3 separate regions of the Homo sapiens genome follow, and regions 1 and 2 are each linked to region 3. Evidence: chromatin contacts called from ENCODE Hi-C data. All regions are on one chromosome and are shown on one strand. Each heading gives the region's core, a stretch centred on a gene start or an enhancer-like site at or near the end of the contact. The rest is flanking DNA. Distances are from core to core; before and after follow the strand shown.

Evidence for each region. A loop is a pair of places that touch in the nucleus more often than their neighbours do. Pooled maps may share reads with other maps.
Region 1: a map with no recorded cell type shows a loop between it and region 3 (7-fold over the local background). The contact joins the promoter of LINC02397 here to the enhancer-like site in region 3. A Hi-C loop is called at or near these places in 3 of 37 single-sample maps with no recorded cell type and 1 of 50 pooled maps.
Region 2: a loop to region 3 is called in a map with no recorded cell type, with 9 times the contacts of the local background. The contact joins two enhancer-like sites. A Hi-C loop is called at or near these places in 2 of 37 single-sample maps with no recorded cell type and 3 of 50 pooled maps.

The regions. Positions count from the first base shown.
Region 1 is chr12:92,465,429-92,467,928 of GRCh38, reverse strand. LINC02397 (long intergenic non-protein coding RNA 2397) reads right to left here and starts at 1,250. Exons shown (of 2, transcript NR_144532.1): 1 at 927-1,250. RefSeq lists enhancers at 66-125, 906-995, 1,196-1,345, 1,102-1,609 and a silencer at 1,322-1,616.
Region 2 is chr12:92,550,469-92,554,236 of GRCh38, reverse strand. No RefSeq gene overlaps it. Among named protein-coding and RNA genes, the nearest start is that of LINC02397, 86 kb to the right of the region's middle. RefSeq lists enhancers at 597-786, 1,916-2,355. Within about 2 kb of position 2,161, at least 19 of the 41 ENCODE cell types and tissues checked have a DNase peak (open chromatin) inside an H3K27ac peak, as active enhancers do.
Region 3 is chr12:89,755,472-89,758,939 of GRCh38, reverse strand. The region is part of intron 2 of LOC107984543 (a long non-coding RNA gene); the gene reads right to left. Among named protein-coding and RNA genes, the nearest start is that of ATP2B1-AS1, 48 kb to the right of the region's middle. Within about 2 kb of position 2,084, at least 7 of the 41 ENCODE cell types and tissues checked have a DNase peak (open chromatin) inside an H3K27ac peak, as active enhancers do.

The sequences.
Region 1 (2,500 bases), core at 1-2,500, 2.7 Mb before region 3:
AGACATTTCAAATTTTAAATTCTTCTCCCAACTCCTATACCTGGCTCTTTAATGTTATAAAAATCAGAGGATTCCACTAGGGGGGATAAATGTTTTGAAGAAGTAATCCATTGATCACTTCCTCTCACTCGACATGTTTAACTAGATGGAATCAATACTTCTTAGCCTAGCAATGGGTTTGTAAAAAAAAAAAAAAAAACGGTAACACAATTGGATGTTGTAAGGCAACTTAGGATAAAAGGATCCTGTAGACAAATTCCTCCTTATCCCTTACCCCACCTGTGAGCACCTTTGATTAAAAGTCAGATCTGTATGGATATATTAAGTCACCAAATTCATGGAGGTTAGGGCACAAATCTTTTTTTTTCATTTTTCAGTGCATTTACTTGTCATCCAACACCTGCCCTAATGACACACACAGAAACAAAGAATCTTGAGTTTTAAACTGAGCACAAGAAATTGAAAATATAACTATGTAAAACATCAAAAGTCCCACCCACTTTTTAAAAGAACTTGCTTAATTCAAGCATATTTAAGAAATAGTGCCCCTGTCTAACACATTTCTATTACATTAGCACAGTGCCTACTTGCAGGTTTTATTTCTTGCAGTTCAATGAGTACAGTATTTCAACTGGAGAACTCGAAACAGACACAAAGGCTTTTTTTTTTTTTTTTTTTAGTTAACCCTTCAGAGAAAACATGCAGGGACAATCACCACTTCTTCATTTTCACTGTCACCTGGATTCACAACCATGCAGCCAAAGACAGTTTCAGATGGGCAGATGGCCCTAGTGGTTAATAGAGATGAGAGAGGGAAAAGAAATAAATGAATGCTCTGTTTTCTGTGTAAGCAAATAAAAAGGCAGAGGAAACAAAAGGAATGAACCAGCCAATGGGGTTGAATCATCGAGTCCCTCTAAACATACCTTGACTTTCCCATGCAGGGATCTACTTCCCCGATAGCCAGTTCAGCGTGGATACTCATGCCGATGAGCCTAAGAATGTTTGCCTGTCAGAGATAAACACTGCATTTCTGCCTGCTGCACACAGAGTTGCTGGAACCTGACAATGCCGTGTGCGAGTAATAAGCCATCATGAAATGGTGAAAGAGTCAGGGCTCTTGAATTACGCTTGCTTTATATGGGTTGAATTGCACATCTAGGGCAATGTTTGGCCAAGTGAACAGGGCATGCAAAGACCTTGCTTCCTCTCTGTGCTGTGGGGAACTGAGACTGTGCCGGGCCTGCAAACGCGGTGAGGAAAAATCCATTTGAATGCTTACTGCTGAATGGTGCTGGGCATTGTCAGCTTTTGTTTACTTCATCTTACATGTGAAGATCGCAGCTGTTCCTTTCAGTAAAAAGAAGTAGGAGAATGTAGCAACCAACCTCACATTTTCCCCTCCTCCAAATGTTTGTGGAGCCCAACAGCTGTCTTTGCAAATCCTGTCACTCAGGATTGGAATGGTTCTACATAATCAAGAATGGAGTGGTGAGGCTGAGATTGTTGGCTGGCTCGAGGTAGCAGGTGGGAATGAACTGTTCTCTTAATGGGCTCACTTGGTCTGTTCCTGCAGGGACTGACTCAAAAAAGAAAAAAGAAAGTTTAAAGGAGGCGATGAAGGAAAGTTGAACACATATGTCTTGTATTTCATACGTATAGATCTGAATGGCTGTGAAGCATGAATTCACTGGTTGTTAGAATTGTAAGGGATTTGAAAGGTCCTATTGTCTAGGAGTTTTCAAATTATTTTTAGCAGCAGAGGTTTTTTTTTTTTTCTTTCCTCAAATGAAGTCTTAGACTAGGGATATTGTGTGATAAATGAAAATACCTACATAGAATAAGCGGAAGCATCAATGGAAAACTGGGCTGGGTATAAGAAAAGCAACTTCAATAACAAATGAGCTCAGTTCTGGTAACAGGGCGGGAGTCATGAGGACTGAGGCAAATTGGATGTGCTTGGAGAGGACGAGTGCTCCTCCTTCTCAGCACAGCCACGCACGGCATAAGGATGTTTTGGTCAAGAAAGACTGCGTGTATGATAGTGGTCCCAGATTATAATACTGTATTTTTATTGTACTTTTTCGATGTTTAGATACAGAAATGCTGACCATCGCAATGCACAGGAATGCCCTAGGATGGCGGCCAAAGCCTTCCGTCTCCCACCCAGCCCATTTTCCTAACAAATGTGCGCATTTAACATTGTTTTTCATCCCCAAGAATGGGGTATCAATAGAATCTACAAGACCAAGACTTAAATGAAATGAATCAACAGTAACACAAACAGTAGCAATTTTCAATTAGAAATTTAAGGAAAGCTTCATAAAATGTTCATAGAATTCTGTCTCAATTCACCTAGCCCATTTCAACTGTAGCGTAGACGTCTGTTGTTAACAGCCTTAACATCTTTTTTGGGCTTTTTGCAAATATGAGTACAATTTACGTCATTTATTCCCACCCAATAGATTAAATGCCAGGAGTCTGGAATACAGAGAAAAAA
Region 2 (3,768 bases), core at 912-3,411, 2.8 Mb before region 3:
CTTAATGTCAGAGCCTGGGAGTTGAGTCTTGTCACCATTATACTTATTGTGTGGGTTTTAGCAAGTCACAGAAGTCATCCTACAGGACGGTGAAGAGCCGATGAATCTGGTGTTTGGTGATTGCCAGGCACTTTGACAATAGTGATTATTGATCATTGTTCTGATTATCATCGTTTTTACTCTCCTGGTAGATTTATTCTTTGGGGGAACTTGTTTTCCCCAACAGACTTACTTATTTGAGGTTTTTGTACCATTCTTATTTTGGAGGAGAATGTTCTAGTTACTGAATTCAATATAACAAACATTTAAATTTTAAAATAAAGAAGATTACGTATTAGAAGGGGTTAACAAGATAGGTTGGTATTAACTTAATCTCACATAAATTGAGGAAAGAAGCAGGAAGAAAGTGCATGCCATGAGTTAACAAAGACTATGTAGCATGAATTCTGTCAGGGAGAACCATGGAAAAGACTCCGTGGGGAAGTGGTGGCAGAGAAAAGAGCTCTGTTACCTGCACAGGGGTGAGACAGGCTGGAAAGGCCCTGGCCAGGAAGTAGACCGACCTCCTGTGAAGGGGCAGGCACAGGACACGTAGGGGTCAGGCAGGAAGTCCAGACCAGCACGTACAATATGCCTCTGGTAAGTGTGGCAGTGGCCAGCATGGGATTTTCCAGCATAGCTGTCAGCATCAGAGACCGAGAGCAGAAGGAAGGGCAAGTTTCCACAAGCCCAGTGACAGGAGCACGGGAGTGAGTGATAATAACAGCTTCTGGCAGCCAGGCAGTAGCTAATCAGGACCAGAAAATCTGGCATGAGTAGCAGGGTCTCAGAAAGCTCCCCCACCACTATCTTCTACCCCTACACACACACACACACACACACACACACACACACACACACACGTCTCCACTCTCTCTTCTGTTATAACTATTTATTGAGCAAAGGCTCTAAAATCAGAATGCCTGTTTGAGTTCTGGTTCCACCATGGAATGGCTGTGTGTCCTTGGAAGAGTTCCTCAAACCCTCTGTAGCATGGGTCTGCTGACTATGTAGGGCTCTCCAGCATCGCCGTGTTGTGAACGGGAGGGGTAATCATGTGTAGGAGTTGTGTGCCAGAGTCTGGCCCATAATACATGCTCAACAAATAGGTTGAACAGGAATGAAACTAAGAGATCAGTCTTAGAGCCAAATCTGGGCTCACACATGAGAATCAAGATGGCTCTCACAACAGAGATGTAACGTGGAGCAATGGCAAGCCTTGGCTAGTCGTGGATCTCAGAGGGTGGAGTTGGTTACCTTGACATCTCTTTTGTCTGAATTGGGGTTCATTCTATAGATTGGCATAGGGTTGGGCTTCAGATGAGGGTCAAGGAGAGGGATGCAGCATCTAGAGGCCTGGCAGGTACACAGTCCCATAGCGGGTAGGAGTGCAACAGAACAGCATTCTGGGGTGGTGGCAGGGGCTGCAACAGGGTAAAAAACACATAGGCAGGCTGGAAAGTCAGATGATAAAGGCTGAGGAGTGAGTGGGTCACTAGAAGGTAAAAACAGCCATCCAATCATCTCCAAGAAGTCCTGAGGTCAAATTCCAGAGAGTTGGAGGTTGGCCAAAAAGATAAGCAGGATTGAGTGAGGACTCTTGGGAAGCAGGCAGACTTGAGTAGGCTGTTGGTTTAGAAATAGATGGTGGTAGTGAGGGAGAAATTAAATAAACAAGCATGATTTGTGGTACAAGTTACAGAAGAGAAAGGAAGACAGGGATCAAGTGCTGGTGTGGAGTTATTTATGGAATGAAGGAATAATGATTCTTTGATCACATTAGTAGTTAATGTTTGAGTATAGATAGGTGGAGGAAGGTTGCAGGAGGGAGGAAGTGTTCCTCTCCCAAAAAGGGAGGGTGAAGATCTAGAGAAATAAAGAGGTAGAAAAGGGAGAAATGAGGAAGGCTTTCTCTGATGGCCTCATTCTCAGTGAAGAATGACACAAAGTCATTCTGGAGGGGGCAGGGGAGGTGCAAGGTGGAGGCCTGAGGAAAAGGTGTCAGATAGTGACTGTGGGGAATTTTTGAGGGAGCTAACTGGAGATGAATCATTCCATGGTCATGATTTCTGCATATCTGGAATGCACCTACTCCAGGCTCAGGCTCAAATGGAAACTGAAAATTGCCCCAACTAATGGCCTGACATAGCAAAACCAAGCTCATCCTCCCCCACTCCAGCTCAGACAAATCACATGCATTGCTTGTCCCCATTTCCTGCCATAAGCTGTCCCCTTAACACTATTCTGTTGGTCTCACTCCCACTTCACCCTAGACAGGGCTCTCAGAGATTGCCCAGGCAACCTGGAGTCCTGTGATCTTTTCTTAGTCACTTTTCTGGCCATCTTTGGGGAATAAACAACAACACTTCTTTTTGAAATGTTCTTCTTCCTTACCCTCTCTCCCTACATTTTGTGTGACAGATTCCTTCTCATTTTGCAGGTCTCATTTTAAAACTCACCAACCCGGGCTTTCATGAGACCCTGACAGAAGGTTCATTCCTGTCCTATGTTCTCACAGCATTCACTCCATCTACCCCTCTGATATGTACACAGGAAGAAAGGGGCAATTGCTTTGCTCATTTTCTGGGTCCCAACTGTCAAGTAAGCTCCCTGAAGCCAAAATCTGCCCCAGAGGGTAGCACACAGTAGGTGCTCCATATATATTCGTAGAATGAATGAATGGGCAAATAAATGAATTAATTACCATTCATTACCCTTGTTCTTTTCCATATCTCTTACTGCTGTGTATCCTTCACTGGTGTCTCTTCTTCCTCCTATGGTGAAATGTGCTACCTCAGCCTTTTCCACACAGGAGTTAAGGCCTCCATAGTAGACCTGGCTTCCCAGACCTAGAAGACTGGGACCGTCTTCTCTCCATCTGAAAAAGGCAACCGAACACAGCTTCACATTAAACATCCAAGTACAACCTTCATGCTGGTCAGTTCTATTTCTTCATGGGCTCTCTTTTCTTTGGGCCCCTTTGGTGTCCTTGGTTGTCCTATGTAATCATGCCATCCAATTTAATTCTTCCTTTTTCTGGCTGACCCATTTTAAGAACCTTCCTTCACTGATGTATGCATTATCTTTTCATGAATGGTTATTCTGACGGACGAAAAAAAATTCTTATAATTTCAAATTAGTTCCTGGAATAAACTCTCCAGTTTCCTGACAAATACAAATATGGGGCATAATAATGTCTAGAAAAAGGACCTTATCCAGAGGCCAGCTCTGAAAATTGCAATCATGAAACCCAAGGCAGGAAACAATCTTAGTTGTATTTGTCAAAGTGATGAGCACTAGGTATCAGTGAAGTGGGTGGGTCATATCCCAGAGAATGGTCACTGCTCATGAGTCAGGTGGTTGCTTTCTGGAACTCTTTCCCCCAGCCTCTCAGTAAGTGGATAAAAAAGCTTCCTAGAGAAACATCTGCTTAATAGTGTGAACTGTGGAGCCAACTGCATGGATTCAAATCCCAACATCACCCCTTACTAGTGGAGTGAGTGGAGTGACCTCAGTTAAGGCATTTGATCTCTCTGTAGCTTAGTTTTCTTGTCTGTGAACTGGTGGTAATAATCATACTTAAGTAATAGGGTGGTTGTGGATCTTAATGATTTAGGATATAAAGCATGTAGACATGTCCCTGGCAGATTGTAAGTGCTACCATAATTGATCTATTAGTTATGGAGGCAGAGTCCAGTCATAAAGCAGAGTACTGGCAAAAGTGAAATT
Region 3 (3,468 bases), core at 835-3,334:
CCATCTCTACTAAAAATACAAAAAATTAGCTGGGTGTGGTGACGGGCATCTGTAATCCTAGCTACTTGGGAGGCTGAGGCAGGAGAATCTCTTGAACCCAGGAGGCAGAGGTTGCAGTGAGCCAAGATTGTGCCACTGCACTCCAGCCCGGGTAACAGTACGAGGCTTCATCTTGAAAATATATATATATATATATATACACACACACACACATATTCATATATACACACACATACATACGTATTTCTATATACATATATACATATATACGTATTTATATATACATATATATACATATATATATACACATATACGTATTTATATATACATATATATACATATATATATACACACACACACACACACACATAGTGTTTTATCCAGTCCACCACTGATGGGCACCTAGGTTGATTCTATGACTTTGCTATTATAAATAGTGCTATGATAAACATACAACTCCATGTGTATTTTTGGTAGAACAATTTATTTTCTTTTGGATATATACCCAGTAATAGGATTGCTGGGTCAAGTGGTAGTTCTTTTTTAAGTTCTTTGAGAAATCTCCAAACTCCTTTCTACAGTGGCTGAACTAATTTACATTCCCACCAACAGTGTATAAGTGTTCTCTTTTCTCTGCAGCCTCACTGGCATCTATTGTTTTTTGACTTTTTAATAATAGCCATTCTGACTAGTGTGAGATGATATCTCATTGTGGTTTTGGTTTACATTTCTTCTGATTAATGATGTGGAGCACTTTTTCATGTTTGTTGACCAATTGTGTGTCTTCTTTTGGGAAGCGTCCATTCTGTCTTTTGACCCCTTTTTAATGTGGTTATTTGTTTTTGGCTTACTGAGTTATTTAAATTTCTTATAGATACTAGATATTAGACCTTTGTTGGATGCAGAGTTTGCAAATATTTTCTCTCATTCTGTGAGTTGTCTGTTTACTCTGTTTATAGTTTTTATTTTGTTTTTGTTTTGCTGTACAGAAACTCTTTAGTTTAATTAGGTCTCATTTGTCCATTTTTGTTTATGCTGCAATTGCTTAATCATAAATTTTTTCCCAAGGTCAGTGGCCAGAATAGTGTTTCCTATGTTTTCTTCTAGGATTCTAATAGTTTGAGGTCTTACATTTAAAGCTTTAATCAACCTTGAATTAATTTTTGTATATGGTGAAAGGTAGGTATCCAGTTTTATTCCTTTGCATATTGCTAGCTAGCTATCCCAGCACCATTTATTGAATAGGAAGTCCTTTCCTCATTGCTTATTTTGGACAGTTTTGTCCAAGATCAGATGGTTGTAGGTGTGTGACTTTATTTATGGGTTCTCTAGAATGCTCTTATTCTTAAGGGATGCAGGTTAAACATACTTGGATGTGACAGAATTCCTGCAATTTACTTTTTAAAAAGTCACTAAAAAACTCCCGTGTGTGTTTGTGTGTATGTGTATGTGTGTGTTTGTAAGGACATAAATCAAATGTGGCACAATAATCAGTTAGTGAAATAGGTTAAAAGTATGCTGTGTTCATTGTACTGTACTATTCTAACATTTTTGTAAGTTTTTAAATGATCAGTGAAAGTTGGGTGGCAGGGAATATTGAGAAATTGTTGGCATTGAAGTCAGAGAACCTGGAAGTTGAATTCATGTTTTTATCTTGGGCAAGCCACTCCCGACTTCCGAGTATGAAAGGGATAACCTCACTGACCTATTCCTTAAGACTGCTGTGAGGATAACAATCTAGGCCCAGGGGTATTTGTAAACTAAAAATCACTGCAGGGTTCTCAATCTGGAGTCCAAGGACAGAAGACAGATTCCATGAACTTGGATGGGAATCTCACTACCCTCTAACTGCAATTTAACATTTCCTTCAATTACACACATTAGCATAAGTTAACATGTCATCTATTTGTTCATAGTAACAGCTCAATATTGTTAGCTGTTATGATTACAGTTAATTTTCTTAAGTTGCACAAGTGACAGTCATGAAAAACATGAGTCAGCAACAGAGCTCTTACAATCTTACATCCTCTTTTTTCTTCCACATCTAAAGGACACGCCTACTCTGAGCCAATACTATGTGAAAGATACTATACCGTTGACTCATATTTTCCATGGCCCTCACTTGTGCAACTTAAAAAACCAAATTGTAATAACAGAGTTTACTCAATGTGTTCAAAACTGAACTCCTGATCTTCCCCCTAAAAAAACTGCTCACTCAAAGCCTCTCCCATGATGTCATTCCAACAGTCCAGGTGCTCAAGTCAAAAACTTTAGAGTCATCCTTGACTTTTCTTTTTTCCACCCTACCTCTAATCCTTTAGGAAATTCTGTTGGCGCTACCTTTAAAATATGTAAAAATCTGACCATTTCCCACCACGAATACTGCTACTGCTCTAGTCCAAGCCACCACCATCTTTCACCCAAAGACTAATACAACAGCCTCCTAAGCAGGTACCCTGCTTCTTCACTTGAGTCTATTCTCTCTGTAAATAATTATCCTTTTAAAATATGTCACATCATCCGTTCTCCTTTTTAAAACTTTGCAATGGTTCCCATTTCTCTCAGAGTAGAAACCAAAGTCCTTCCAACGATCTCAAGAACCCATATGATCTGACTTCCCTTTACCACTGTAACCTCAACTCCTACCTATCTCTCTCTGCCCCCACCCTGTCCCAGCCACACTGGCCTCCTTGACATCCCTAGAACGTGCCAGGCATGCTCCTACCTAAGGATTTTTGCACTGGATGTTCTCACTGCTTTGGAACCCAGATATTTATGTAGCTAATTCCATCATCTCCATGTCTTTGATCAAAGAGTAAGAGGCCTACTCTGACAATTCTTTTTAAAACAGCAACTAACCTAGAGATGCCTAATCCCCCTACCTTTCCTCTAGCACTTATGACCTTCTAATGTATAAATAATATAATATGTAGTGTCTATTGCCCCGTGCTAGATTATGAGCTCCATAGAGGGCAAAGGTCTTTTTTTGTTTCCTCATGTTTTTTTAAATTATTTATTCATTTATCTATTTTGTTATTGTTTTGTTTTCAATTTTTATTGTGCTTAAATATACATAATATAAGATATACTATCTTAACTATTTTTAATGTACAGTTCAATGGTATTAAGAACAGTTATGGCTGGGTGCGGTGGCTCATGCCTGTAATCCTAGCACTTTGGGAGGCCGAGGTAGGAGGATCACTTGAGGTCAGGAGATTGAAACCAGCCTGCTAACATGGTGAAACCCCATCTCTACTAAAAATACAAAAAAAAAAAAAAAAAGAGCCAGGTGTGGTGGCAGGTGCCTGTAATCACAGCTACTCAGGAGGCTAGGGTACAAGAATCGCTTGAACCCAGGAGGCAGAGGTTGCAGTGAGCCGAGATCGAGATCACGCCACTGCACTCCAGCCTGGGCAACAGAGTGAGACTCCATCTCAAAAACAAAACAAACAAAAAAAAGCCAACAGT